Linked DNA regions of Homo sapiens: region 2 is linked to region 1. Evidence: chromatin loops called from intact Hi-C (ENCODE). Cell type or tissue: PC-9. All regions are shown on one strand. Each heading gives the region's core, and the rest is flanking DNA. Links, peaks and the distances in the headings are about the cores only.

Evidence for each region. Peaks named below come from ENCODE experiments on the same cell type or tissue, not always from the same donor. Only the 100,000 strongest peaks of a DNase experiment are listed, where the experiment ranks them.
Region 2: it touches region 1 in a loop (3-fold over the local background); 2 of 110 quality-filtered maps call a loop at or near these places.

The regions. Positions count from the first base shown.
Region 1 is chr1:42,145,502-42,148,415 of GRCh38, reverse strand. No RefSeq gene overlaps it. Among named protein-coding and RNA genes, the nearest start is that of GUCA2B, 6.5 kb to the left of the region's middle. In PC-9, for the core only: CTCF peaks have their summits at 1,177 and 1,383 (motif pointing left); a DNase peak (open chromatin) is centred at 1,305.
Region 2 is chr1:42,689,652-42,692,565 of GRCh38, reverse strand. All of the region lies in intron 2 of YBX1 (Y-box binding protein 1), which reads right to left. Among named protein-coding and RNA genes, the nearest start is that of YBX1, 8.7 kb to the right of the region's middle. RefSeq lists a silencer at 1,856-1,905. In PC-9, for the core only: a CTCF peak has its summit at 1,558; no DNase peak of the experiment used is centred there; H3K4me3 peaks cover 491 bases; H3K27ac peaks cover 1,942 bases.

The DNA.
Region 1 (2,914 bases), core at 137-2,636:
TGTTATTATTGTTTTCATAGTTGTGAAATCACTTGTTTACTGAGAAACAGAATGCTTTTTGTGTTTTGTGTGCATAGAAGCCCCTAGGGCATTCGATTGTTTAATCAAAAATGATTAACTTACAGCCTATTATGTACTAGCATGGGATACAGCACTTAACAAAACAGACAAACCACTGCCCACAGGGCAGTTTGGTGACTTGGATAGGGAGGTGGGAATAGAGATGATGAGAAAGGGTTGGATTCTAGAGATTCTCTGAAGCCAGAGGCCTCAGATTTTGTGTGCTTGGATGGAAAGAGTGAATGAAGAGAGCAGTCCAGGACAACTCTATGGTGGCCCCAAGTCAATTGGTGCTGCCATTTACTGAGATGAGAAATGGGAAGGAACATGTCAGGTGAGTCTATCAAGAGCTGGGTCTGGACACATTAAGCTTGAGATGCCTGTTTGAGATGTGAGTAAAGGAGTGGGCCACAGATATAGATAGCGTGGTCATCAAGTGTATCTGGTGCTCAGAGACCTGAAACTGGATTGAGAGAGTGACAGGACGGAGAGGAAAGGTCCCAGGGCTGAGCTCTAGGGCACTGTAATACCTGGAGATGAGGCAGAGAAGGAGGAACCAGCAGAGTGGATGGCGGGGAAGGAACAGTTGATGAAGAACAAAAAGAGACTTGCGTCTTTGAAGCCCAATGAAGAAAGGGCTTCAGGAGCAAGAACATGCTCACTTGGTCAAATGTGGTTAGCTCTAGTAAAATGAAGACAGAGAATTGTCCTTGGATTTGGCTATATGGAAGTCACTGCTGACCTTGATAAGACCAATTCTAACAGTGGGGAGGATGAAAACCCGATTGGAATGAGTTCAAGAAAAGATAGGAGGATGGAAAGTGGACCCAATGCCCTTAACTATCACTTTACATCAAAGCATAAAACAGAGAGATGAAAAATTTAAGGAAGGATCAACACATGAACAGTTGATCTGGAAGACTCTGTAGGGAGAGTTGTATAAACCAAGATGTGATAGAATTCCCAGAAGCCCTCCAGATGAATTTGGTTTTTCCCCGGAGAGGTGGGTGATCTAACGAGTGGTTCTATTTTTGCTATGGTCACCAGGAAACTCAGAACCAAACTTTGCTCCAACATCAGTGACTGTACTAAAGCTCATTCAATCTGTGTCTTCCCCTTTGACTTACTTTCCCAGTCTACCCATATTGTACTGACCTTGTTACATAAGCATGTGCGCGGACACACACACACACACACACACACACGCACACACACCCGTCAGGTTTGTTTACAGGAATGCTTCCAAGGTGTAACACCTTTCTGGCCTGGGGTTGGGTAACAGGTATTTAACACAAATGTGAATCAGGGCTGCCCCCTGGTGATGGCAGGGAAGACTGCAGACGGGGAATGAGTCCTAATCCATTTCCCTGAGGCACCACCTTGAGAGTTAATGGGGTGAGCAGTCATTTCTGCGCTTTGCTTTGAGGGGTAACGGAGAGCCTCCCTGTCCCCGTGTCTGCGCCTGGGGGTCCTACCAGCATGACCGTGACAGTCAGCATCAGCGATGCGCCTTGGGGGTGCGGGGAGGGGAGGTGGTGTGCAGGGTCGTTACCGAAAAGCTCCTGCTAATGCCCGAGTCCTGGGGTTTGCAGAGAGGAGATGCGGAGGTGAACAGTGGGGCTGAGGGGAGGAGAGGAGGAAGTTCAGGCCCCAAGTGGGACCTGCATTGAAGTCGGGTCTTGGGGGCAGCCAAGGGCAGAGGGAGAACTACAAGGAGGACACGGGGCCCCCAGAGACCAGCTTCGCCCTAGTGTTCTGTGAGGAGGAGAGGTGCATGGCTCTGACCCGGCTTTCTCGCCCATGGCCACACGGCAGGTGTGAAAGGTGTGTGTGTGTGTGGTGGGGGTGGGGGTTGTATCTGTGTGTGAGCATGTGTGTACATGCCCCAAGCCCTGGTGAGAATGTGCGTGGGAACATGTGTATCCAGGTGTGCTTTTCGTGTCCGCGCGTGTCCACATGTGAGAGTGATTGTGTATATTCGTGTGTACTTGTGAGTGCTCTCGTGTGTGTAGGGGAGCGTGTTGTGTGTCCTTGTGTGTGAGGATCGTGTGCTGGTGTGTGGGAGTATGTGTATATGGGAGTGCTTTCTGTGTCTGTGTGTGTATCTGCATGTGAGAGTATGGGCATGTGTGTGTGAGCCTGTGTCAGCCTGTGTGCGTGGATGTGTGTGTGTGAGTGGCATATGGGAGCGTGTGCGAGTGGTTTTTGCTGTGTGTGTGAGTGTGTCTGTGACCGTGCGGATGTGAGGCTGTGTGGTGTGTGGGTGGGCTGGGAGGGAGGCCATATGTGCTGGGCAGTGCAGAAGGGCTGATGGGGGCAGGGATCCCATCTGACTCGGCGGCCCTGTGATCTGGCCGGGCGGGAGGTGAGGAGAGGTCTCTGCGTGCAGAGGTGGGGGCCGACTCGGGGAGGCGGGCCCGGGCGCAGCTGCCTGGAAACTGGGAATTCACGGAGGACCCGGAGCGCGCCTAGCCCACACCGTCCGCGCCAGCAGGATCGCCCTTCCTCAACTCCCTGTCTCGCCCAGCAGCCGGCCGGGCGCTGGGGCTTTGGAGTCAGGTACAGCAGAGGTCCACACGAATGAGGGGTCTTGGACAAGTTGTTCTCTTCTCTGAGTGTCTGTGCCCTGCACTGTGAGACGTGAATGACACCTCTGCCTTGAAATGGGTCAGTGAGGAGGGTGGAACGAAGGCGCAGTAGTGCCAGGAAGTGCTTGCTGGGAATCTGTGGTCTCAAGGCTGCAAAAGTGTGAACATGCGGGTTCCTCACACAGCCCCAGGAAGCATGGAACTTCCCCCTTTTTACAGAGAGAACCCTAAAGCGCAGGGAGGGCTACTAACCTGCTTCTGAGGGG
Region 2 (2,914 bases), core at 189-2,688, 540 kb before region 1:
GGCAACATATGCATCAAAGGATCCACATAAAATTAACTTTAAATCTGACCTGTAAATTATAGCTTGGATTATTATAAGAACATTTTTAATTGATGGGAACAGGATAATTAAAAAAACAGAACAGGTAAACTGTAAAAGCGACTTAAGGCAAGTGACTGAAAACTGACCTTTCAAGCTAGATGATTAGGATTGCCTAGGGAAATGATGGCTGTACCTAATGTCCATCTGTCCATAACTCCATAGGCACCACAAAAACAGATTACAGCCATCATTTATTAGTTCTGCTCTCCAATATGACTGAATTTCAAACTCTAAGGCTCTAAGGGGAAATACAATAAAAAACTGGTAGAGTAAGAAAGGCAAATACAGGCAAAGTCTAGAATAGTGATTTTCAACAGGGGCAATACTTCCCCTGGCAGGGTATTTAAAGTTTTTCCAGTCCGGGTGCAGTGGCTCACGCCTGCAATCCCAGCACTTTGGGAGGCCAAGAGTTCAAGATCAGCCTGGCCAACATCGTGAAACCTCGTCTCTACTAAAATTACAAAAAATTAGCCAGGCGTGGCTGTGTGTGCCTATAGTCCCAGCTACTCTGGGGGGTGAGGCAGGAGAATTGCTTGAAGCTAGGAGGCGGAGGTTACAGTGAGCTGCTGCACTCCAGCCTGGGCAACAGAGTGAGATTCCATCTCAAAAAAAATAAAAAAATAAAATTTTTTTCCAAAGATAGGGAGCACTATCTGCATTAATGGAAGTGGTGGGTGTTAGTTGCTAGAAGACTATGTAAAGATTTGGTATAGAAAGTAAATTTGTTTATTGTTATCTGAGTCATGTATGTATTTCTGTACTGTTTTAATACGCATTAAATTCACTAAAAATGCAGCTTCTGTGGAGAATTTTTCATTACTGATAATGCTACTCATGGTATCTGGGTAATACATCATTTCTTTATCAATCCATTTTGTGGTGGCTCTGACTGTTTGTTATGCCTTCTAATGTAGTTACAACAGGTATTCACATATCAATATCATCATACCCGGCAATAAAAATAATTAAAAGTAGTTACGTGGCGAGACCCTATATCTATAAAAAATAAAAAATTAGCCGGGCCTCCATTCAAGTCCCGGAAATGAGGGTGCAGTGAGCTATAATCATGCCACTGTACTCCATCCTGCGCAACAGAGCAAGACCCTGTCTCTGCACAGAGAAAGCACAAGGCTGCCATTACACACAGGGTAATGTCACTCCTGCAAAGACAGGGAGGTGTTTTGTGGGTACATAGATAGATATGTGAAACTAACACAGTTCACTGACCAGTGTCATGACAGTAAAAACAGTATTGCAAAAGGAATACTTAGCCAGGGCCTCAAGCTCAAGGTATTTACTGAAAACGTCCTCAATTGCAATAAAAACATTATACCATTAAAAAGAGTGATTTGTTGAACCAGTGATTTAAATGTATTGATCTGCTTTGAATTTGCAACCAGCCAGAATCTCTAGTTTAAACTGGCAGTTATAACAAAAGAGACCCTCAAATATTAGACAGCTGCAGTGCAGCTTTCTGGGTGCAGGTGTCACTCTCTGCCAGCCATCACTATTCTTTTCTGTTCAGTTTTTCTCTCAGGTGTTTGCTGGGAAATTAACACTGGAACTGACCCTTTTCCGGCAGTGAATGTAAGCTCTAGCTCCCCCATCTACTAGAAAGAAATGTCTTCAAGATGTAGAAATAAGGAATATTCTGAAAATAAAAATTATACAGTAGTAAAGATAATTCAGAAAGAAAAAGCTACCTGTTAGAATTTCCAGTCTAAATGGCACAGGGTAGTTAGGGAGAAAAGGGGTTGGAGAAAGAGAAACTATGACTAAAGATGAGAGGTATGAACAAGCTGTCAAGTTCCTATGGGCTAAAGCTGGGGCAATCAGGCCCTGAACTCCAAAGCTGGATAAAGTCTTTCTTTCTATTCTTCTTGGCCACCTGCACAGTCTGACACATACATATGTACAATTAGATTTGCAGGTCACAGGAGTGCCCTGCATTGTTTTAACTAGAAATAAAAAGTATTAGTCTAAATGTGGTTCTGGTGCCCTGTATATATGTAACAATATAGGACCCCCAAAATAGATTTTGCTTCTGGTGAATCTTATTCATTGGGTTAGTGTATGACTGTCTATAATATTTTCCATTTGTATTATTACATTGGGAAAAACATTTTTATCACTTTCTATTGTTAAGAAAATGGAAAACTTAAATATGGTGTTAAAAATGGAAATATATGTGATATTTGCATTATTAAACCCCTTTGCAGATCTTAAAAAAAAAAAAAGAAAAGAAAAAGAAATAACAGTACTCAATTTTTTTTTGAGATGGAGTCTCACTTTGTTGCCTAGGCTGGAGTGCAGTAGCGATCTTGGCTCACTGCAACCTCTGCCTTCGGGGTTCAAGTTCTTGCACTTCAGCCATGAGTAGCTGGGATTACAGGTATGCACCACCACGCCCTGCTAGATTTTTAGTCTTGACTCAACTATTAACAGCTGTGTAACCTAGGAAAGCTGCCTCATTGGCTTTTTTACCTGCAAAATGAGAAAAACTACACTAAACACTTAATAACTTACATTACTAAGGTAGGTACTCAAATCTTTTTAGTATTTATTGGGCATTTACTATTCACTAATACTAGCCAGATTTCTAAATTAAAATCTAATTGCTACCACTCCTATACTATGGCCTATCCAGATTGGTAAGGGTCTTAAAAATAGACAAAATGCAACTCAAAATGGGAAAACAAAGGCAAAAAAATTTAACTTCCCTGGAAAACTTTTTAGTAAGTCAAAAGACAATTACAGCTTGCCAGATAATTCTCCATGCCACAGGAACTAGGAATTCTAGCATTTGCTTTTCATGGCCCAATCCATCCAAACT